3 separate regions of the Homo sapiens genome follow, and regions 1 and 2 are each linked to region 3. Evidence: chromatin loops called from intact Hi-C (ENCODE). Cell type or tissue: PC-3. All regions are shown on one strand.

The links. Peaks named below come from ENCODE experiments on the same cell type or tissue, not always from the same donor. Only the 100,000 strongest peaks of a DNase experiment are listed, where the experiment ranks them.
Region 1: it touches region 3 in a loop (6-fold over the local background); 6 of 110 quality-filtered maps call a loop at or near these places.
Region 2: a loop joins it to region 3, with 6 times the contacts of the local background. A loop is called at or near these places in 6 of 110 quality-filtered maps.

What each region holds. Positions count from the first base shown.
Region 1 is chr3:45,205,837-45,213,836 of GRCh38, forward strand. It overlaps LOC101928636 (a long non-coding RNA gene), which reads left to right. Exons shown (of 4, transcript XR_001740675.2): 3 at 6,522-6,690. Among named protein-coding and RNA genes, the nearest start is that of TMEM158, 16 kb to the right of the region's middle. In PC-3, CTCF peaks have their summits at 1,050, 4,913 (motif pointing left) and 5,122; a DNase peak (open chromatin) is centred at 4,865.
Region 2 is chr3:45,162,833-45,170,832 of GRCh38, forward strand. No RefSeq gene overlaps it. Among named protein-coding and RNA genes, the nearest start is that of CDCP1, 20 kb to the left of the region's middle. RefSeq lists enhancers at 3,381-4,344, 4,345-5,308 and a silencer at 4,869-4,988. In PC-3, no CTCF peak of the experiment used is centred here; DNase peaks (open chromatin) are centred at 4,399 and 4,859; H3K4me3 peaks cover 1,104 bases; H3K27ac peaks cover 2,835 bases.
Region 3 is chr3:45,088,941-45,096,940 of GRCh38, forward strand. CDCP1 (CUB domain containing protein 1) reads right to left here. Exons shown (of 9, transcript NM_022842.5): 5 at 6,407-6,628; 6 at 4,337-4,717; 7 at 2,233-2,598; 8 at 114-201. Among named protein-coding and RNA genes, the nearest start is that of CDCP1, 53 kb to the right of the region's middle. In PC-3, a CTCF peak has its summit at 3,385; a DNase peak (open chromatin) is centred at 3,491; H3K27ac peaks cover 6,955 bases.

The DNA.
Region 1 (8,000 bases), 120 kb after region 3:
TCTCAATCTCCTGACCTCATGATCTGCCCGCCTCGGCCTCCCAAAGTGCTGGGATTACAGGCGTGAGCTACCGCGCCCGGCCATATATATATATATATATATATATATATATATATATATATATATATATATATATTTAAACAGAGTCTTGCTGTGTCACCCAGGCTGGAGTGCAGTGGCACTCTCGCTCACTGCAACCTCCGCCTCCCAGGTTCAAGAGATTCTCTCCTGTCTCAGCCTCCCTAGTAGCTGGAACTACAGGCATGCAGGCATGCACCACCACCATGCCTGGCTACTTTTTGTATTTTTAGTGGAGACAGGGTTTCACCATGTTGGTCAGGCTGGTCTCGAACTGCTGACCTCAAATGATCCACCTGCCTCAGCCTCCCAAAGTGCTGGAATTATAGGCATGAGCCCCTGTGCCCAGCCAAATCTGGTTTCTTAGAAAGAAACATTTAATAGGGTCTTAGGAACAGAAGCCATGTCTACTTCTCCAGTGGCAGCAAGACCAGATGGGGGATCCCTGCACCATCACCCCCCAAGACCCTGGGCTTATATACCACAAGGGAGGGGTGGGTTAGAAGGGACATGTAGGTCAATTGAAGTAGATAACATCAAGGTTGCTTGATCTAAGGGCAGGATTTATGGTAAGTACCTGCTCTAAACAAGGAACAATAAACTGGAAATCTTAGAGGACTTCCCAGAACAGCGGTTAATCAGAAGCTAACATGGTGGATTAACTTCCAGGATGGAGCTGTTGTAGCCTCAACACCAGCTTACTTACAGACACAGGTAAAGGTCCTCAGATCCCCAAATGCCCATGAGGACAGAGCTCCACAAGTGATGCCAACCTCACAGAGCAAGGGCTCTGCCAGGCACAAGGTGCCATCTGCCAATAGGAGGGGTGAAGGGGTTTATTGCTCCTACTTCTAGCCCTGCAACCCCAAGTATTTTGGAGACTGGCTACATACCTGTCCACTTACCAGGTGCAAGGTGTGGTACAGAATAACCCTAGCACATTCCTAAGAGTTCATCCTGAAAATGGATAGGGTAAAGTCCTATTTCCCAGGGGCACCCATCGCTGCAAAGGGTTTTTGCCCCACCTGGAGGGGCTTGGTAGGATATCTCTTGCCAAATTACATTCCAAATTGCCTTCACGAGGCCAGGCCTTTTTTTTTTTTTTTTTTTTTTTTTGAGACAGAGTCTTGCTCTGTTGCCCAGGCTGGAGTGCAGCAGCGTGATCTCTTCTCACTGCAACCTCCACCTCCCGAATTCAAGTGATTCTCCTGCCTCAGCCACCTGAGTAGCTGGGATTACAGGCATGTGCCAGCATGCCCGGCTAATTTTTTGTATTTAGTAGAGATGCGGTTTCACCATGTTGGTCAGGCTGGTCTCGAATTCCTGATTTCAGGTGATCGACTGCCTTGGCCTCCCAAAGTGCTGGGATTACAGGTGTGAGCCACTGCGCCTGGCCTCATCACTCATTCTTATAGCCTTTGTGCCATTAAGCCTGGACCAGGAAGCAGGGGTAAATCTCTCTAAGGAAGAGGAAGGTGGTGACAGCATTAATGAAAGGCTTCATTTTTCTGCTTTAAGTTTCAAAGTAGACTTAAAATCTGATAGCAAGACAATAGTCTCAAATGCCAGACTTTGCAGAGAGAGAAAGGGTTTTCTTAAAACCCCCAAGGCTGGGGTTTTTACATATCAAAAAAATCGAAGCTCAGAGAAATTGAGTGATCATTGAGTGAATCATGGAAGAAAGAAAAATGCAGATATGACAAAAGGGAAGTTTCTACCCTACAGGAAGAAGGACAGCTACTTTGAGACTTGGAGAAGGAGTTAAGAAATGGGACAAGAAAAGGCAGGCCAGGGGCAGGTTGTGAGTGTGCTGGTTTTTCCCGCCCCACCCATCAGGATCAAAGCTCCAGGTGTAAGAGACGATAGAAACACTCAGATAGTTTTAAAGACTCCACGAACATAAGGGCTGGTGCTCCCACTTCCCTGGGTATAGCCTGAGGAGTCTTCAAATCTCTCAAGGGAGCCTTTGGATCAGGCTAACGCTGCATCCAACATGGTGCCCAAGTCACAGAGCAGAAATGGCTGAGGGAGGCACTTCAGTGGCCTGGGCCTGAGACAACTCACCTGACATAGAACGTATGGGCTTGCCTGGGCGCGGTGGCTCAAGTCTGTAATCCCAGCACTTTGGGAGGCCAAGTCGGGTGGATCACTTGAGGTCAGGAGTTCGAGACCGGCCTGGCCAACATGGTGAAGCCCCGTCTCTACTAAAAATACAAAAAGCACACCTGTAGTCCCAGCTACTTGGGAAGATGAGGCAGGAGGATCCCTTGAACCCAGGAGGCAGAAGTTGCAGTGAGCCGAGATCGAACCACTGCACTCCAGCCTGGGCGACAGAGGGAGAGGCTGTCAAGAAAAAAAAAAAAAAAAAAAAGTAAAATAACATTTGAACTTGCATGAGTTGTGGAGGGAGCCCAGGAGTTCCTGTGTGCCAACAGGGGTTGGGGGCCAAAAAGTATCTGAGGTACTAGCTGGTGATTTCACCAGAACATCACCATAAAGAAGGCAAAGTGACTCTATAACGAAGAGCTGCAGAAAGGACTCCTCAAACCAGCAATCAAATAGCTTTCCCATGCAGCCCTTGGGGATCAGGAGTCACAGTGAGAGCCAGATGAGGCTGAGGCAGCAAGGTAAAGCCTCTAACCTTGCAGGCAGCATGTGATTGTGCCACAAGGCCAAGACCTGAAGCTAAGTTAGCTTCCCCTGCATCCAGCTGCCATCTTGGAATAAAGCGGAGAAAGGAAAATCCTTGCATTGGTGGAGAGACCCAGACACTATGTAATTACTCAAAAAGAGATTATTTTAAACCAGAGGAGGCTGAGATACCATAACAGTAAGATCAAAAATTTTCTTGCATGCAGCGGAAATGGGGTTTCAAGAGCTGGTTGGGATCTTATTGATGGTTGTGTTTTGCATATCTGAGCAAATTCTACCCTGACCACAGGATACTCATGACTTCCATAACTACATACTTATTTTTTTTCAATTATGATGGTAATATATATGATTTCATTGTAGAAAACTTGGGGGGAAATACTATAAAGAAGAAAATAAAAATAATTCTGTAATTTCACCAGCCATAGATAACCACTGTAAACATCTTGGTTTATTTTTTTCCCATCTTTTTTCTATGTATATGTGCATGTGTATGTGTATCACTGTGATTGTATGTGCATCTTACTTGTTCACAAGATTCTTTAATTTTTTTTTTTTTTTGAGATGGAGTCTCATACCTTTTTCTCAGGCTGGAGTGCAGTTGTGCAATCTTGGCTCACTGCAGCCCCGACTTCCCAGGCTCAAGTGATCCTCCTGCCTCAGCCTCCTGAGCAGCTCGGACTACAGGCGTGCGCCACCATGCCTGGCTAATTGTTTTTGTATTTTTAGTACAGATAGGGTTTCACCATGTTGGCCAGGCTGGTCTTGAACTCCTGACCTCAGGCGATCCTCCCACCTCGGCCTCCCAAAGTGCTGGGATTACAGGCGTGAACCACCGTACCCAGCCTTTGGATCTGCTTTTACTGATGCGTGAGTGTGTGGCCTCATCACCACTCCCAGCAGCTGGCACCTGTAACTCTTCTTTGTAGATCCAGTCTTGGGCTGCTGGAGGGGGCATTGCCTGAGAATTTACACTCCTCTGGGGCAGCCCTTCACCAATGACTGGTAGAATGTAGGAATGTAAGCCTTGTCCAGGTGCACGGGGTGGGAGGCAGGGGGATTCTGAGGGCTATTTATACTTGGGGTTCCCTGTGGGGCAGGCTAAAGCTATTCTCCCTGGGACTCAGCCTGAGATGACGCCCTAGCTTGGCTTTTCTGAGAGCACATCCTTCATAAATCACTTGCACACAAAACTCATCTCAATGTCTGCTTCTGGGAACCCGACCTAAGACAGCCAGTGATACATTTTTAAATGTTAAGATAAATATGAAGAAAATAAGAGGCTCTGTGGATATATTTAGGAATTTAAAGTTGGGTTTTACAGCTTAAGTAAACAAACAAAAAACAGAATCATGTATCTTGACATATCAGTCTGGAGTCAGAACCTTTTTTTTTTTTTTTTGAGGCAGAGTCTCACTCTGTCCCCCAGGCTGCCCAAAGTGCTGGGATTACAGGCATGAGCCACTGTGCCTGACCTGGAGTCAGAACTTTAACAGCAGAAAAACAGGAGTGGTACTCCTTTAAATCACGGACGGTCATTCTGTGTTTTTTGGGGAGACTGATGCTAGGTCCCAGTGGTCTCCTGCAGGGGCTGGAACCACCCCAGAGAAAGGAGAGCAGGCTTCTGTCCCTTCTTGCTGCACTTGCAAATAACACAGGTCAGCCCAGGGCCAGAACCTTGGGGCAGCTCCACCGAAGGAGCTGTCCTGTTGCCCCTGATCCTTCCGTCCCAAGTCCCAAGCCCAATCCTCACACCAAGGCAAGGTGGGGAGGAGGCAGAGGTTGTGGGGGTGTGGGTGGGTGGGGGTCCTTATGTCCCACAGTACGGGAGCTGGACCAGGAAGATGGAATTTGCTACCCTGAGTGACCATAGAGAGGGTTTCTAGAACCTCAACTTTGCAGGCAGGTTTAGAAAGTACGCTTGTCCTCCCACTGCTAACAGCTGGGGAAGTGCGTGTGTGTGTGCTGCTCCAACAGCTCAGAAGTCCTGGGAGCTTTTAAAAACTTCCCAATCCAAGTTCTGCCTACTGGGCTCCAGCCTTCCTCAGAAAGACACTTCTGAAGGCCGACTGCTCGGTTCTTCGAAGTAGCTCAGCCAGACCTGACGACACCACTGGCCTGCGGGTAGATTCTCTGCAGGGCCAGCCTGCACCTCCCAGCAAGGGCACCACCTGGTGGCGGGCACTCTGTGGGATGGGCTCTCTCTCTCTCTCTCTGTTGGGGGGGGTGTGTGTGTGTGCACGCGTGTGTGTGTTTAGGTGGAGGGTAAAGTGGATGGGGAGGGGATTTACCCTCTGCAGCCTCAGGCTTCCCTGGCAAGCCACCGCCTTGGACATGACATTTGCTGGCTTGGCTGGGGCCCTGTGGCCAGATGTCAGAATTTAAGTTCTGCGCTTAGGGCTTGTGCAACCTTAGACATTAAACGTCTCTAAGCCTGTTTCTTATCAGTAAAAGGAAGATCAAAGTACCTAGCTCTTTGGGTTCTTTGTTAAAAATAAGATTATGCTTTGGATTCCTCAGAAATAGATCCTGAGAGATTCAGACATAAGTAGTTTATTTGAGAAGTGACTCCAGGAAAAACCACTTGGGGAGGGCGATGTGAGCCAGGAGTGGGGAAGAAGATGGCAAGAGTGACTTATCCAGCAAGTGTTTTGCCACTGAGGGCACCTGCACACCATCCCTCTCAGTAGGACCTTGCCTGAGGGGCAAGGGAGCTGGGGTATTTATCCACAGATTCCCATCATTCACTGTGGGAGGACCACTCCTGGGGTGCCTTAATGCCTCAGCTCTCTCATTATTTGACACGTGGGCACGGTGGGCACCAGCAACCAGAGAGGATCCTCAGATAGATTCGGAAATGATGGCATTCGGAAGTTGGGACAACATGTATGGAAATGGTTAGTGGGGAGGGGGGATGGCTGGGGCACCACCAAAGTCTTCTATATGCATGATTAAAAATTCTCAGAACATAGTAACATTTCAATAAACAATAGCTATTTATAATAGTACACATCCGTGGTCCCCGGCAAAGTGTGACACAGCTGATAACCTAGAGGTAGGTCCAGATAGGCTGTGTGCCATGGGAGCGCTAGGCACCAACAGCCCTACAGCAGGTGTTTAGTGTCCCCTCTTGTATATATAGGGGAACTGAGGCTCATGGAGCATGAGAGCCTTGTTGAGGGTCATGAGGCCGATCGTGCCAATGTTGGTCTCCTGCGAGCTGTGCTGCTGCTCCCACCAGTCCAGGACTGTAAAGAGTTTTCATCCTGTGTCTGTGTTAAAATGTGCTCTCTCTGAGCCCCACCATGACAGCGCAGAAATTTGTTTCCATCTGTAAAATGTCAAGGCTGAATCTTTTATGTTCTGCCCTGGGTCTGTGCCCGATAATGAACTCCATCCAAGCCCTGTGGCTGCCTCCAGCCCACGAGACTCTTTGGAACAAAACGAATAATTCTCAGTGGCAGGAGAGAGTGAGGGAATGGTTTCATCACTCTTTTCCTGCACGACTCAGACCTGAGAGAAAAGAAGAGGGAATTGGCAGAAATAGAAGGCGGCAGGGACGCTCTCTCACTTGTTCCCTGCAGTCATGCCTGTATGGAATTTGGGAGTTTGCTGGACCAGGGGGGCTGCTTTGGGTACACTGGGAGCAGAAACCTGGGGTTCCATCACCTGCCTCATGGCGGGGCATCGAGTCTGCTCTCAGCTCTCTTTCCTGAACACCATTGCCACATCTGTCTGTGCTGGTGACGAAAGAGAGAGAAGCCTCAACTGTCTCCTTTGTACTGCACTAGGCCATTCCGCAACTCAAGCAGGAGAAAAACCCAGGAGTGGGGTGGCGTAGGCGGGGCCACCACAAGGAGCCCGTGCATCAGGGGGCGCAGGCTGTTTCTGGATCATTCCACTGGGAAGGGGACAAAACCCATCTTTTATGACCCATGTTCAGTTCTCAGTTGGAGTCAGGTAAGCCTTTCCCTTATTCTTATTATTTTAAAAATGTTTTCTAAAATTGTGGTATGACATACATAATATGCAATTCTTTTATGTTTGTTTGTTTATCTATTTATTTATTTATTTTGAGATGGAGTTTCGCTCTTGTTGCCCAGGCTGGAGTGCAATGGTGCGATCTTGACTCACCGCAACCTCCACCTTCCGGTTTCAAGCAATTCTCCTGTCTCAGCCTCCCAAGTAATTGGGATTACAGGCATGTAATCCCACCACGCCTGGCTATTAAATTAATATTTAACCCTTTTAAAGGATATGATTTGGTGGCATTAATTACATCCACAATATTGTGAAACCACCACCACTCTCTGGTTTCAAAACTTTTTTATCATCCCAAACAGAACCAACTAGGCTATAAGATAGTCCTGGGTGAGCCAGGTCTCCAGTTGGGACATGTGTTTCTAAAGGAGTGTGGAGAGGAAGTAAACTCTTAGGTATGTTTTCCTTTAAAATCATGACAACAGTACCTATGGGAGAGGTACTGTTATTATTCCCATTTTACAGAAAAGGAAACTGAGGCCTAGAAAGCAGCTGGCCAGTGCCAGGGCTAGTATTTGAAATAGACTAGTCTGGCCTCACTGGGCACCACCTCCACCCCACCTGGCTGGTCCCACTTCTCACTCCATTCTGCTGGAATCATTCCATGAGCTAAAATGTCTAACGATGTTGGGCCTTTGACTTCCCTCTGAAGGGAATTGGTAGGCTGAGCTGAATCTGCAGGGTTTCGGCCATCTCATCTGGCAAATTAAGTGTGACATGGGGGTTCCGGAATGAAGTGGATGTGAATTGTAAAGAACACGGGCTTATTTGAGCCTAGAATCGGGCCAGTCATGGATCTGCATTGAAAAGGGACTTGGGGAGCTGTATGAGTGGGGCTGGGCCATTCCTGGAGTGGCGAGGCCTTCCTGGAGGACCCCACATCTGTTTGCTGCTTCAGCACAGGAGAGAGACTCTTTGAGGGGATGCAAACCTGGAGAGTCCCCTCCCCACACTGAAGGATCAGAAACCATGGAGGGTCCTTGCCCCAGTGCAGCGGCAGAGCCTGTGGCCCCAGCCCTACGCGGTGCTGGGACTCTCCATTTCAGTGGGGTGGTCAGAGGGGAGGCAGAAGGCCCCGAGAAACCTTTCCTTCAACATCCCCAGGGCCCCAGAGTGAACCAGACTCTAGGTGGTGGGAGAGGGGATGCTTGCAAAAGATCAAGAACAACAGCCCTGAAGATTTTCAATAATCAGTATTAGTAAACCTCACTCATGAAGCACTTTCTATG
Region 2 (8,000 bases), 74 kb after region 3:
TTCTATGCTTTTTCTCTTGTTAATCCACCTGCTGTGAGTTCACTTTTTTGCAAAACTTCAGAGAGCAAAGGGGATATTTCTTCCTTGGCTCCTCTACTGCTTTGTTTTTTCTTTTTTTGGGCTGTCGTTTGAATTTTTTTGTTTTGTTTTGTTTTGTTTTGTTTTGTTTGGAGACAGAGTCTTGCTCTGTCCCCCAGGCTGGAGTGCAGTGGTGTGATCTTGATCTCAGCTCACTGTCACCTCCGCCTCCTGGGCTCAAGCGATTCTCCAGCCTTAGCCTCCCAAATAGCTGGGATTACAGGCATGCATGGCCACACCTGGCTAATTTTTGTATTTTTAGTAGAGACGGGCTTTTGCTATGTTGGCCAGGCTTGTCTCGAACTCCTGACCTCAGGTGATCTGCCCGCCTCGGCCTCCCAAAGTGCTGGAATTACAGGCGTAAGCTACTGCGCCTGGCCTGAATTTTTCAAGTAATAAAATATATTTGAAGGGTCCAAGGCTAGTCCCAAGAAAAGTGCCAAGAAAGAAAATAGCATAAACAAGAAAGTGTTTGGGAGGAAAACTCATACCACCTCTAAGGGCTATGAGAGAGATGGGGTGAACTTCATCAGTGACAGGGGTAGTTTTTTCTGGGAGCATTTGTCTGTTTGGGACTCCTGGGGTCGGATGGGGTAGGCCAAACCAGTCTCATCTTTGCTTAGAAGTCAAGAAGGGTCTCCAGGCCAGGGGAGGCTCCACTGCTCGTGTGATGCTCAGAGCACTTGCTGCGGTGTGCTGTTCCCCAGCAGGGACTGACAGGGGAGGTTTACTAAGATGGATGTGAGTCTTGGCATCGGGTAGGCCTGGGTCTGAATCTGCCAACGACCTGCTTTGTGACTTTGCACAAGTTACTTTGCAGCTCTGAGTTTCAGTTCCCTTATCTATAAAATGTTCATCAGAGTGTCTGTTTTGCAGTATTGTACTGAAGATTCAAGAGAATACTTGCAGGGTACAGGCAGAACCCTACAATCGGGGCCAGAGGACACAGACTTCACCTGTACATGGCAGCATCATGGCCATCCTTGGAGAAGCCGTAAAGATTCCTTTGAAAGCCTGAAACAGGTGATTTAGGCAGCATGAAGGCAATTAGGAAAGAGCAGGCTCTGAGAGAGGTGGGGATGGGTTCCAGTGTCTGAAGGGCCATTCTCTTGAGCCAGGACTGGAATTCTTGTTTGTATCTCTACAGAGCAGAACTCTGGGCATGGGTTGGATGTCACAGGAAGAGGACTTTTAGCTTAGTTCAAGGAAGAGCTATTTGTCCAAAGAGGTACTTGGGGTGGGGAGAATCATCTCCTGCGCTGTGAAAAGTTTGCAACAGATGCTGGGTGACTGTCACCCGAGACCACGCTGGCCTATTCTAAGACGCTGACTCTGAGCTGCAGAAACTCACAGCCAGTTGGGGCCAACTCTGGAGCAAGCCAGGAAGCACATGATGTTTGTCCATCTTCAAGTTCTCTCTCTAAGGCCTCTGTTCCCTGGCCCACTGTATCTCCCACCAGAGCTGGTCCTCTCTGGGGCTGGCCCTCTTGAGCCATACACACCCTTCCCTTCTCTGCTATAAACACTCACATTGCTTTGGTGCCTGGATCTCACCCGTCATGAGGGGAATCAAGACCAAAATTAATCCACACCGAAGTGTGAGAGACTGACAGGGTCTTACAGCTGTTATTCATCCCACTCCCACATCCCAATATTAATGTAAAAAAGAAAAAACCATTCCCTTGGACCTACTGTCCCATAAGGACATTCCTTCCCAGAAGTAGTTCTCAACCTTAGCCACCTATTGGAATTACCTGGAGTTTCAAAAATATGGATGCCTGGGTCCATATGGGACCCAGGGATGGGATTTCACTGGGGAAGGGGAGGACAACAGGGAGGCTGGGCATTGGAAGTAACTGAAAACTTCTCAGGTTACTAACATGCAGGCAAGGGTGAGATCCCACAGTGCTGGAGCATCACCCTTGCCCCCAGACACTTTGGGTGCTGCAGCATGCTCTGCTCAGAGGTTGGTGGCTTTTCTCTCTTTGGGGTGCAGGTGTCCTCTGCTCCTCTGTGAAATGCGCTTCAGGGCTCCACTCCCCACAGCTTCTGGTGCTGCCAAGCGTGAGTGGCTAAGATAGTCTCATTCAAGAGTGATGTATCAGCAAGCCCCACTGGCGACCGATCTAAGCCATGTCCTCCAATCAGCTGTGTTAGTAATGAGATGTGTTACTGTTCTAAGGGTACACAGTCGAAGACCACCTGCCTTCAAATCTAGCCTACTGTTTGATCTTTACCCTCTATGAGCCTGTTTCCTTACATATAAACTGGAGATATATAACTGCATCTACCTGATAGGGTCATTATAAGGACCAAATAGGACCAAATAATGGAGCATAGTGCCTGGCACTCAGTGAGTGCTTGGAAGCACTTGCTATTATTATGAACACATTTTTTTTTTTTTTTTTTGAGACAGAGTCTTGCTCTGTCACCCAGGCCAGAGTGCAGTGGTGTGATCTTGGCTGACGGCAACCTCCGCTTCCCGGGTTCAAGCTATTCTCGTGCCTCAGCCTCCTGAGTAGCTAGAATTATAGGCGCTTACCACCATGCCTGGCTAAGTTTTGTATTTTTAGTATGGGGGGGTTTCACCAGGTTGGCCAGGCTGGTCTCTAACTCCTGACCTCAGGTGATCCACCCGCCTCAGCCTCCCAAATTGCTGGGAATACAGGCACGAGCCACCGCGCCCGGCCTAACACAATATTTTTATCTCTGTTTCCTGTATCCTGAGTCACTTTTCAGGAACAAAAAAAGACTTGCAGACACTGACTAGCTCAGTCCCTAACGGTGGCAGGAAGCAGTAGGTAGGTGATCAGAAGAGAAATTTCCCATAGCAAATCAGGGTCTGTGGTCAGGCCAGCCTTGGCTTGCTACTCAGTTTTACTGACCCCAGTCGGAAGATGGGAAGGAGGAAGCAAGGAAGGGAGTGCCCTGCAGGCAGCCCAGCCTTTTGAGTGGGCAATAATATGGCTTGGAATTGTTTCCCCACCAAAATCTCATGTCAAATTGTAATTCCCAGTGTTGGAGGAGGGGCCTGGTGGGAGGTGATTGGATCACTGGGGCGGTTTCTAATGGTTTAGCACCATCCCCCTAGCGCTGCCTTGTGCTAGCGTTATCTGGGGATCTGGTTGTTTAAAAGTGTGTAGCACTTTCTTTTTTTCTCTTTCTCCTGCCAGCCATGTAAAATGTGCTTGCTTCCCCTTCACCTTCCACCATGATTGTAAGTTTCCTGAGGCCTCCCCACAAGAAGAAGCCTGTACAGCCTGCAGAACCATGAGCTAATTAAACCTCTTTTCTTTATAAATTACCCAGTCTCAGGTATGTCTTTATAGCAGTATGAGAACAGACTAATACAGGGAACTAGTGTCAAGTTGCTGGCAGAAGATTCTGAAGCGGTAGAGTTGAAGCCTCAGGAGCCTGGCTGGCCTTCAGGGTCCCTGCTTCCTCCTGTCATGTGTGTCATCCTTGGGCAGTGCTTTCTGTCCACTCCATGTTCTCCTCGTGGTTCTTACCTCCTCTCCTTGTTATCCAGGACATCTGCTTTATATGCATTTTCTCCATGTGTTCTGTCCAGTTTAATGGCTCTGTAGTAAAAAGATTAATCCTGACATAAGTAAGAGACATCTGGAAACAACTGACCCTGTTAATTCTTCTCTTCTCTCCTAGGGCCTCAGGGTTCTCAGTGGCTCTGCTCCAAGGCCTCACTGGGGAGCGGGAGAGGCCCATTTCAGTGGGTGAGCAGATGGGGGCTCCTGGGCTGAGGCCTTCCCAGAGGCTGGGCGGTGGCCAGCCATGATCATGGGCCAAGGTCACTTGTTACTGTACTGGAAGAACAGGGCTAGGACTGGAGGTCAGGCCAACCCAGGGTCTCAAGACCCATTCCAGGCAGGACCAGTCCCCAGCAAAAGGCTGCCAGGCTGCAGCAGCCCTTGATTTTCTGAGCTGCTCAGGGTAAGGACATCCTGAGAAGGAGGCTGCCTTTAGAGAATAGGACCATTAAAAGCTCATCCTAAATGAAGCACCACCAAAACTCCTCAAGATTGTCATGGTTGTTCAAAAGATGGCCAAAGTTTCTTTCTTTTTCTCACTCTGTTCCCTCTCTAGCTGCACCCCTTGTCTCCCTTCTCTCCCTCTCCTTCCTTCTCTCTCCTAATTGCATTTCTCAGTGTGCCTGCATCTGACTGCCTGTCTGCCATTGGAATGGGCACAGGTGTTGGGGGAGGATGTCTCCACCACAGGTCAGCCTGGGTACCAAGGAAGTGTTTGGGGAACTGGCTTCACTCCTTCCACCCAAGCCTATGTCACTTTTCAACCGACCAATGCAGTGAACAGAACTCTGAGTCACGCAGGAAATACAGTAATTTTCTGAGGAACAATAAGCATCCATTCTGCAGTTGCCAGTGGTGACTATATAGCCCTTCACTGCCATTGAGCTCTTTATTTTGGGGGGACCGGGGGTGGTATGTGCATATCTGGCTCTCTATTTTATTTTTATACAAACGATAGCATATACTGTTTGTCTTGCCCTCAGGTTTGGTTTCTGTTGCCGCTGTTGTTTTCTTTTCCAACATCATAAGCCTCTTCCTTATCTTTCCATGTCTGCACACAGGAAGCGGCATCACTTGTTTTTCATGTCCTGCGCATCGAGGCACACTTTCTGCTCCTCTTTGTGCCGCCAGCCGGCCCAGGCCCACAGATGGTAGGACTTGTGCCCCAGGCTGCTGTGTGAGTCAGAGTCAGGCAGGAAGCAAATGGCAACTTCACCGCGGTGACTGAGGAATGCTTAACGAAGGCGCCGCCCTTGACAACGGTGTGGGTTGGTAAAAGGAAACAGCCGGGAGCCCTGCAGCGCCGGTGCCGCCACCGTTTAGTCTGACTGTGCATTTGACTAAGTCACAAGAGGCCAGGCCTGTGACTTGTCCGAGGGAAAAACCACCAGAAAACCAGGTGTCTGGGCTCCCAATCAGTAATCTTCATTGGGTTTGCTTTGATTGTAAACGAACAAAAAAAAAGCTTAGTTATTTAAATTCCATTCATGAATCTAGGAAGGAGCTTAGAAATTAGCCTTTTCCACAATCAAGACCAATTAGTCAACTCTTCTATTGTAAGTTTTCATCATTTTTCTGTTTACCCAACTTACAAACTGCTTTTTAAGTCAGAACTTGAAGATTTATTCCTGGCAAATGTTTTTAAGAGCAAAAATTTGGAATCAGTGTAAGTGTCCCCAAATAGGATAATGGGAAAGTAAATGAGGATACATCTACTCAGTGGAAAATATCTTAAACTGTTTGAAGTTTGCAATAAAGTGGAAAATGCTTAGCTGTTATGTTCAAGAAAAATTATGAAGTCTAATTTATTTAGAGTGCCATGATAATTATGCTAATTCATATAGGCACTGAAACAAAAAAAAAAACCCTAAAACTTACATGAAGAAAAATAGACTGGAGAGGAAGACACCAACATGTTACTGATAATGATTATCATTTTATGGGTGAAATGAGATTGATTTTTATTCACTTCTCTCAACGTTTCCAAATTTTCTCCAGTGGTCATCTAATACTTCCAGAACAACAACAGCATTAACTACAAGATCACAGTTCAAAGAAACAAGTCGCTGAGATAATTTGACAAGTGGTCTATATCCAGAGCCATTAATATACCCACAACTTCTGACCCAGTCATTTCTCTTAGGAATCTGTCCTGAGGAAGTAGTTCAGCTTTCAGAAAAAGCCCTAGGCAGGGAGATGTTTACTGCAGGGAAAAACTGGAAACCACGTAGATGCCAAACACTGTAAAAATAGTTAAAGAAAACGAGGTTCAGCCACTTGACACCACTACGTATTCATTAGGAAAGAAAATGATGACAAAAAGCATGCACTGTGACACCAAAGACAAAACTCAGCATTCACAATTGAATGTGCAGTATGATAAGAGGGTTTGTTTATTTTTATTTATTTTTATTTTTTATTTTTTTGAGATGGAGCCTTGCTCTGTCACCCAAGCTGGAGTGCAGTGGCGCCATGTAGGCTCACTGCAACCTCTGCCTCCTGGGTTCAAGTAATTCTCCTGTCTCAGCCTCCCGAGTAGCTGGGATTAGAGGGGTAAGCCACCATGTCTGGTTTTTGTATTTTTAGTAGAGATGGGGTTTTGCCATGTTGGCCAGGCTGGTCTCGAACTCCTGACCTCAGGTGATCTGCCTGCCTCGGCCTCCCAAAGTGCTGGGATTACAGGTGTGAGCCACCGTGCCCGGCTATAACAGGATTTTAAAAACGCTATAGGTGTTGAAAAAAAAATCCTCAAAGAAGACGAGATGAATGGTTATTGATGGCGGGGCAGGGTGATGAGATTGTGTGTAGTTTCTTTTCTTGATTCAGCATTTTCTGTAATGGACTTGTCTTGCATTTATAACTGTAAAACGTAATGAGTAATGGAACAATTACTTGGTTCCAAAGCACAGAGTCCAACAGGGAAGGCTGGTGGAGAGCAAGCCCCTTTGTCAGCAGTGGAACAAGAGGGAAGGAGCCATCGAGGAGGGACTGATGAGATCTGACTAACTCCAGCACTAACGAAGCAGTGAGTGGGTGAAAAGAAATTGCGGGGCCTTGCAGGGGTCTAGGTGGGGAATGGAAAGATAAGGAATGCAAAATACACAGTTCTGTGGAAATCACTCAACAGTCAACAGACCACCTCTGGTGGACGAACATCAAATTCTGTCAAATCCCTCCTACCCTAAAGGTCAGGGAGAGGAGAGCTGAGGGCAGCCTCTAGGTGACCTGAAGAGGGGACATGCCCAGTAGGACATAGGAAGCCTGAGTGCAGGGGTCAGTACTGCCAATCTTTAACAGAGGATGCAGGGATTGACCAGAGCGCCCTGAGGCCACAGTGTCCAGCTCACAGTGTCTGTGATTTGCATTGCCCTTTTCTCTTGAAATTGTCTTCCTCATCCTCCACAGTGTGGTCAAAACGGCTTCCCCTCTGAGGCCTTCCTTCATTTCCCCCACCTGGATGGCACATCGTTTATATGTGGGTCTACAGCTCGGTGCCACAGCTCAGAACTGATTTTGTTCCATCTGAAAACAGCGGAATATACACCTGTCAGCTGAGGAATGTTTAGGATGTTCCATATACCGTGCTTGGTTCCCAGTTGTCCCGGGCTGGGTTAGAGCCTGGCTCTGTGTATTTGTGCTCCAGTTACTTCATGCTGCATAATAAACATTCCAAAACCTAGGGGCTTTATTTTGCTTGCCTCTGTGGTATCAGCTAGGGCAGCCAGAAGGCTGGGGCAGGAATCTTCCGAGGCTTGCTCACTAATGGCTGGTGACTGGTGCTGGCTGCCAGCTGGGACCTTAGCTGGCACTGCTGGCTGGAACACCCACGAGTGTTCCTCCCTTTATGGCCTGGGCTTCTTCACAGCATGGTGGCTGGGCTCCAAGAGAGAGAAAGGAAGAGAGAGAGAACACATCAGACAGGAGGAAGCTGTATTTTCTCTTATGACCTAGCCTCAGAAGTCACACAATGTCACTCCCCTGTGTTTCATTGGTTAGAATCGAGTCACTAAAAGGGACTCATAGTCAAGGGAAGGGGAATGAGACTCTACCATTTCCTAGGAGGAATGTTGCAGACAGGTCTTCAACCCCCACTGTTGGCCTTTGTTGTACGCCTCTTCTTTGTACCTAACATAGAGCCCTGAACAGAATATTAGGCAAAATTGCTGGTTGGGTCAAGTTGCCTTCTGGATTGGTACAGATCTGGGTGCAGAAGATAGATTGGAATGAACCCACTTCCTTCCCATTAAGTCACTCAGAAACACAAAATGTTTGGAGAAGTCAATCATTTTCTGCCTCCAGCTGCCCACAAGCTTGTGAGTTGACTAGGTCAAGTTTACTGTCTACATTCTGTCCCCAGTTTCCCTACCCAGCCTTTCC
Region 3 (8,000 bases):
TTGGGGGAAAAAATGGGAAGCAAGAAAACAAAGTCAATAATGAACAATCCACCCAGTCTGTGTGATCTGAGGAGGCATCAAATCAGATAAAGAGAGTAAGAGATTCCACCTACTTCTTTTTCACACAGCAAATGATGAGCCCGAGGGCAGACAGCAGTAAGACTCCACCTCCCACCGCTGCGATGAGGATGACAGTCAAGTCTGTGAGCAGAGACATAAAGAGACAGATGAAGAGGCAGCTGGGGTGAGCTCTGCAATGAACTTGAGGCATCTCCAAAAGCAGCTGCCATCTCTCCAAAGGTGGAGCGCCATACATGTGGCTCCTTGTGTGCACATGGGGCTCCTCATATCACAAAGTGTTTATTTCCTTTCCTCTTGGATCTGGGTCAGCCAATATAAGGCAACTGTGCCAGTTCTGGGCCTAACTTTTAAGAGGATGTCAGCTTGCACTTTCTCTCTGAGAGAAAGCCAGCTACTATGTAAGAAGTCTGACTATGCTGAGACCACCATGCTGTGAGAAAGCCCAAGCTAGCCATGTAGAGATTCCACCGGGGAAAAAAATCAACCCAGTGAGAACCAAAGGCCATAGACATATGTCTCCAGTTGAATTCTCCAAGCCATCCTCTCTACTTGTTCAAGGCTTCTGGTTGGGGCCCCAGATATCCTGGAGCACAGATAAGATACACTGCTGTGCCCTGTCTGAATTCCTGATCCATAAATCGTGGGTAAACAAAATAGCTATTGCCAAAGCCACCAAATTTTGGGGTAGTTTGTATATAGCAATGAACAATTGAAACAAACTGAGGGACCTACCAGATCAACTTCAAAGGCTACTCCTGGCCTACAACAGGTGTGTTCCACTGATTGCCACAGCCTGTCTTGGAGAAGAGAAGAGCAGAGGAGGGTAGGAGAAAGCAGGGAGTCAAAAGTCAGAAGTGAGGCAGCTAAAGGGAGGGTTGTTTCCTTTGTGCTGTCCTTTTCCTGCAGCTGCACAAAGGAAAAAGAAAATAAATCAGAGGGGGAACCCTGTACCAAACAGCGAATTAGAATGTCTTGCTTATTCACCAAGAAAACAAAAGGTGAGATCCAAAGGAAAGAGGAATGGAAAGAAATGACAGAAAATGAATCTAAGAGAGGAAGAAAACCCAGGATATAATCTATGAGTGTGGAGAGGTTTTCACTTGTGGCATTTGGCTCCCACCAGTTCTCTTGAGGCTAACCAGTTGTGTGGCTTGGATGGACCTTCAATCACTCTGACCCCCAGAAAGGGAAAGGGAAAAAAGCAGCCTCCACAGTCCCTTCTGATTCTGACACTGTGATGCTCGGTGCCTTCACTGAGTAAAGGGCAGACATGGCCCCACCACAGCCTGCCCTGCCACACCTGCATTCCCTTGCTTGATACCCTTTAGTGGTGCCCATGACTTTGAGGAATAAAGGCAAACTCATCATCCTGGCTCCAAGGCCTCCCACTGAGGGTATTTCATGGATTCCAACGTTTCACTGAGACTAAACAAAAAACCATGTACCTGTCAGACTTTTCAGGTCCCCATATTTTAATTCATGACACCGAATCCCATGATACTTTTATGAGGTGGCTATTATTATCTACTCTCTGTAGATGAGGAAGATCATAGGTGTGAAGAGACTTCCCCTACGTAAAAGAGAGATGAATGGTAAAGGATGCTGGTAGATTGACTAAAAAAAATCTAGGCTGGCCAAAAGAATGCAGTCGAAGGGATGGTGTGTGAGTTCCTAACCTAAAAGTATCAAAAGACCTTATATGCCTCCTCCAGTCTCTTGTGGATCTCTCTGCCTCTGCCATGAAAACAGCCCAGGCTGGAGAACAAGAGATCATGTAGAGTCAAGCCAAGTAATCTCAGTTGTCTCAGATGATCTTGGCTGAGCCTCAGCTTTTTGAAAGCACCAAGCTAAGATCAGCAAAGTCCTCTAGCCAACCTGCAGCTGCCAGTAGGTGCATGAATGACTGAGCCCTGATAAGTCCAGCTCAGACCAGAATTGCCCAGCCAACGTTGGAGCAATAATAGATGGCTGCTACTAAGCCACTATGTTCTGGGATGGTTTGTTACTCAGCACTATTGATGCAATAGCTGACTGATACATGGACAGTCAGGACTCAATCTGTGATTCTGACTTGTCTCCAGGCTTGCTCTCTATCCTCCAGCTGACAATTTTTTGTTCATCACTGTCCCCAAAGACCCTGAAGGCCCTTACCCACAGTCCTTGGGGTAAGTGTCACCGAGAAGAGCAGGTCTAGCTGCTTGCCGCTCGTGGGGCTGCAGTTAGAGATGTTGACCCAGAAGCTGTGATGGTGGAAGCTTGGCTTGGGGAGCACATCCTCGTCCAGGCTGAAGATCTCCTCAGCCCGGGTCCGCTGCTCCTGGATGATCATGAATGCGCGCCCTGTCTGGCAGACCACGCCGCTCCGCTCCTTAAAGAAAGTCAGGCAGGCCACCTGGTCTCTGGGCACGCTGATGTTCCAGGACACAGAGGTGAGGGATGGCAGGCCCCGGTCCCAGTTGGGGGTCCTCAGGTAGACCTTGCTTTTTGTGTCAGGGGTCACCGTGAAAACGCCTTCCTCTGCAGGAAAGGGAGGGAGATCCAGACAGATGTTTCATTCAGTCAACATGGAGAGGAAAGGGAGTGGTGGAGGAGACGAAGTCCAACTGTCCAGACCAGCGCTGTCTAACCGAACTTTCTGCGATGATGGAAATCTTCTAGATCTGCACCATCTGATAGGGTAGCCACCAGCTATATGTCTGCTGAGCCTTGAAATGTGCCCAGCATGACCAAAGAACTGCATTTTAAATTTGTTTCATGTTAATTTATTATTATTAGTTATTTTTGAGAGGGAGTCTCACTCTGTTGCCCAGGCTAGAGTGCAGTGGCACGATCTCGGCTCACTGCAAACTGCAACCTCCACCTCTCAGGTTCAAGCAATTCTCCAGCCTCAGCCTCCCGAGTAGCTAGGACTACAGGCATGAGCCACCATGACCGGCTAATTTTTTGTATTTTTAGTAGAGATGGGGTTTCACCGTGTTGGCCAGGCTGCTCTTGAACTCCTGAGCTCAAGTGATCTGCCTGCCTTGGCCTCCCAAAGAGCCGGGATTATAGGCATGAGCCACTGTGCCCAGCCTCATATTAATTTAAATTCAAATCATTGCTATGTGGCTAGCACCACTGTATTGGTCAGTGCTGGATCAGTCTCAGTCAGAGTAGGTACTCAGGACTTTTGAAAAAAAACAAAACAAACAGGCAAATAAAAACCAGGCAAGTTTCCCAAACTGGTGGTTATCTCAGCTTCCCTTCAGAAATGCTCTCAACGTAGCTACTATATTCATCTATTGCCCTCTCCGGGGTGGGGCTGGTATAGCCTGATTTCTGTTTCAGAGATTAAAATATCTTCAGGTTCTGGGAAGAGTTCCGGAACTGCAAAGCTGAAAGAGCTCCTGACACGTCAACTAATCCCTTCCTTACCTTCAGGAGAGATAAAACCCACACATTCCACACTGATGAGAATGTGTCTTATTTGCAAAGACTCCTCAGAAGGAGTTTCTCTGGTAACCTTGGAGATATCAGGCAGCCTGGACCCACCTTAATCTTATGACCAAAGATTCTTCTCCCTCCCACTCACACCTCAGAGAATAAGAGTAGGAAATAAACATCAAAGGTCTTGGTCAATTTTAAAATGGCCTCTAACTTAATGTTCTTGGAGCAACTTGTAATGGTGACTGTGACTTTTAAAGTCAACCATGTAGAAGTCACGTTGTGAGCCATTTAGACCTCATTTACTGCCTCAGAACATGGAGACCACATGCCAGCCTCCCAGGAGGGTCGGGTCTGCCCAGCCGTGCTGCTGGACTCTGGCTCCAGAGACTCGTCTCCCTCCCAACGCTCCTCCCTCTGTGCTCTCGGCACTGCATTCTGAATTGTAAAAGCAGAGTCATAAAAATGTCTGCCTAAGGATTTTTATGTCACTACCTTAAAAATCCGGGACTGGGGAATATCTGGCTATTTCTCATTTACGTCCTGCCTGCTTCCAAAAAAGACTCAAACCTGATAATGTTTTTGCTGCCTACCAACCATCGCCTCTCACTGTCAGAAACATTTTTTATTTCTAATCTCAGGAATTTTCCATGCTAGGTTAATGGTAAAGTCAGGATTAGGACTCACTATCTTTCAAATTTCTTGTGCAAGGACCAGCATATTGAGCTATCCCTTCTTTCCAAACTGGCAACTTAATTAAGGTGATCACAAAACTAAAATCAAATAAACGCTTAAACTAAAGGGGCATGGAGATAGGGGAGACCCCCCTTACCTTTGAAATAAGGTATAAAGGACACCGTCAGACCCTGCCTGGAGGCCTCTTGTTGGAAGCTGGGGGCAAAGGTGCGAAGGGTCACCGAGATGTTCTGCTTCACCTGGATCTGCTTGATAGAGCCTCCCGGGCAGAAGGAGCCGAAGTACAGGTCCTGGCTGGGTATGGCACTGGCCACGAGGTAGCTGAAGCTGGTGTTGCAGGGCTTCTCGTGTGTATGCTGCTGCAGCTTCTGGGCTGGCACCAGCACCAGGCTGAGCCTGTCCTTGGGCACCAGCAGCTTCCAGGAGAAGTCATGCAGCTCCACAGGCAGGTGGAGGATGTCACTGGGCACCTGGAGTGAGTAGGATTTCCTTTGGCAGTACCGGTGGTCTGTGCAGCCTGGAAGAAGTGGGGCATGCTAGCCATGCACAAAGGAGACCAGAAGTGCACCCTCCCCAGCTCTCCCGTCAGCCTGAGGTTGGGTGTCTGCATGCTGCCCTGTGTTTCCCTTCGGTCTCTCTTCTCCCACCCTGCCCTCTGCTTCTGGCTCCTCTGTGTTCCTTTTCTAGCGGTCCCTCTGCTCTCTTAGTAAACATTCTTACTGTTTACTAAGCTGGCAAACAAACTTCTGGGTAGTACTCAGGGTTGAAATTTCCTCTCCTTTTTTGCTTAAGTTTTTCTTCTGTGTATCTGTGTCTTAGATGCTAAGTGTCATGGGGCAGGGCACAGGTTTCACTCCACCCAGACGTGTTGCTCAGGAGGCAGTTCTGGGCAGTGGTTGGAGCTGTGAGTGGCGTTGGGGAGATGTTAGTTCGTCTTCTGGCTCTGCCACTTCCTAATAGGGTGTTCTTGGGCAGGCTACTTTGCCTCTTGTGGCCTTAGTTCCTGCATTTGAACTAAGAGCACACATCAGAAGTCATGGTAGCCCAGCAAGGAGGTGGCTGTTGGTTTACTGGCCTTCAGTCATCAAACATTTTTTTTTTTTGAGACCGAGTCTCACTCTATTGCCCAGGCTGGAGTGAAGTGGTGCGATCTCGGCTCACTGCAACCTCCACCTCCCGGGTTCAGGCGACTCTCCTGCCTCAGCCTCCCGAGTAGCTAGGATTACAGGCACCCAACACCATGCCCGGCTAATTTTTTGTATTTTTAGTAGAGATGGGGTTTCGCCATGTTGGGCAGACATGTTGGCAGACCAGCCTGCCCAACCTCAAGTTATCTGCCTGATAACCTGACCTCAAGTTATCTGCCTGCCTCGGCCTCCCAAAGTGCTGGGATTACAGGCATGAGCCACTGTGCCTGGCCAATCAAACATTTTTCAAGTGACTAGTGCATGTCCAGCACCGGTAGGGGCTAACTGGATGAAAAATAGAACGAGTCAAAGTTCTTGACCTCAGGAATCACAGTCTTGTGTGAGAGAAGACAAGAGGGCAGTGAGTGTGGAAGTGGGGGTGTGGGGTGTGGGGGGATGGGGATGGGAGAGGCTGGGGAAGTCTGAGCAAGAGAGGAGAGGATCTCACAAGAGGAAGATTGGAAGGCTGGGCAGAGAGACATAAGCCTGAACATGGGGCAGTATGACACAGTTCTGAGGGCTGCAGGCTCTACCTGAGGCTGGTCCAAAGGGACGTGTTGACACCCACTCTGCTTGCCTCCTGGTCACCCTTGCTCACCTGCACTGTGGGTGGGGTTTTTTTTTTTTTTTTGAGTCTTACTCTGTTGCCCAGGCTAGAGTGCGTGGTGCAATCTCGGCTCACTGCAACCTCCGCCTCCCAGGTTCAGGCCATTCTCCTGCTTCAGCCTTCTGAGCAGCTGAGATTATAGGCGCCTGCCACCATGCCCAGCTAATTTTTGTATTTTTAGTAAAGATGGGGTTTTACCACGTTGGCCAGGCTGGTCTTGAACTCCTGACCTCAAGTGATCCACCAGCCTTGGCCTCCCAAAGTGCTGGGATTACAGGCGTGAGCCATCGTGCCCGGCCAGATGGGCCTTTTTGATATGATTTACAACCTACCCAGGGAACCCCACTAAGGCAAGGCGGGGAGAGAAGAGCTATCCATGGCCAGGGACAAATGCACTGATTCAGGGGCGTACTTATGGTTTTTTCCACATTCATCCACAGACGTGTCAGATCATCACAAAGGAAGGAGATTTTGTGTTTGGAGCCAGATGTCAGGGTGAGGTTGCTACTGCAGGTCCGAGATTCTAGACACACGAAACAGCCAGGGACAAACTTGCGGCTCTGTTTGACGGGCCGTGGCTCGATGGTGAGTGACATGGCTCGCTCATTACTCAAGTCAACCACGTAGATTTTATCTGAAACCACAAACAGAAAACAGGCATGAAGCATGGATCAGCAGCAACACGGGAAATGGCAAAAATTGGTAGAAAACCTCTCCTGAGGAAGAAAATGGCATATCAGACCATGGATGGATAATGTTGGGAAAACGTATTATTAAGGCAACATTACAATAACTATAAAAGACAGTTAAAAAGAAAAATAATGGACTTCACTACAATAAAAACAAAGAGAAAATCATTAAAAATGTGGCATAAACACAAATTATAAAAGTGAAAAAAAGATTAAAATATCTGTCTGATGATAGGTGCTACAAATAAGGTTAAAGGACAAGGGACACGTCGGGAGAAAGTGTTTGCAATATAGAATGATTGAGCAGCTCACAGGAAAGGAGATATAAATGACTAAATATTTAAAATATAGAAAGTTCTTAATGTCACTTGTAATCAGAAAATGCAAGTTAAAACAAAGTGTTACTGTATCCCACTCCTCAGATGGGGGGAAATGTAGATGTCTGGCAATACTGAAAGCTGGAGAGGCTACAGGAAACAGGCCCTTTGGCACACGGCCAGTGGGAGCCTGGAACACCCTGTTACAGAAACATGGGAATTAGTAAAAGAATGAACTCTTGTCTCTTCTGGGAACCAAACAGTGTGACATGGCCATGAGTGCCCACGTTTAACTGCAGCACTGTGATTGTGGGAAACTAGAGACCACCTTATACTGGAATAGATAAACTATGGGGACATTCACCAATGGAATATTACGGAGCTGTTAAAAAGAATGAGGGAGGCTGGGCACAGTGGCTCACGCTTGTAATCCTAGCACTTTGGGAGGCCGAGGCGGGCAGATCACCTGAGGTCAGGAGTTCAAGACCAGCCTGGGTAACATGTTGAAACCCCGTGTCTACTAAAAATACAAAAATTAGCTGGGTGTGGTGGTACATGCCTGTAATCCCAGCTACTTGGGAGGCTGAGACAGGAGAATCGCTTGAACCCGGGAGGCGGAGGTTGTTGAGAGCTGGGATTGTACCACTGCACCCTAGCCTAGTGACAGAGCAAGACTCCGTCTCAAAAAAAAAAAAAAAAAAAAAAAAGAGGGAGATTTGAAAACCTAAATATAAATATTGAGCAGAACAGCAAGTTGTAGATAATATGTAGAGTATGATACAATGCAGATGGTAAAATCTCTCCGTGAAACAAAATAGCTATTTATATATACAGACTTATGTATGCAGATGAAGAGAAAAAAGATCTGGAGAGAAATATGACAAATCCGTGACTGTGGTTACCCCAGAGGAGGGGCCTGGGAGTAAAGACAGACTGAGTGGTCAAGGAGGATTTTAGCTTTGCCTATAATATTTAAATTTCTAACAAGAACATAGTTACC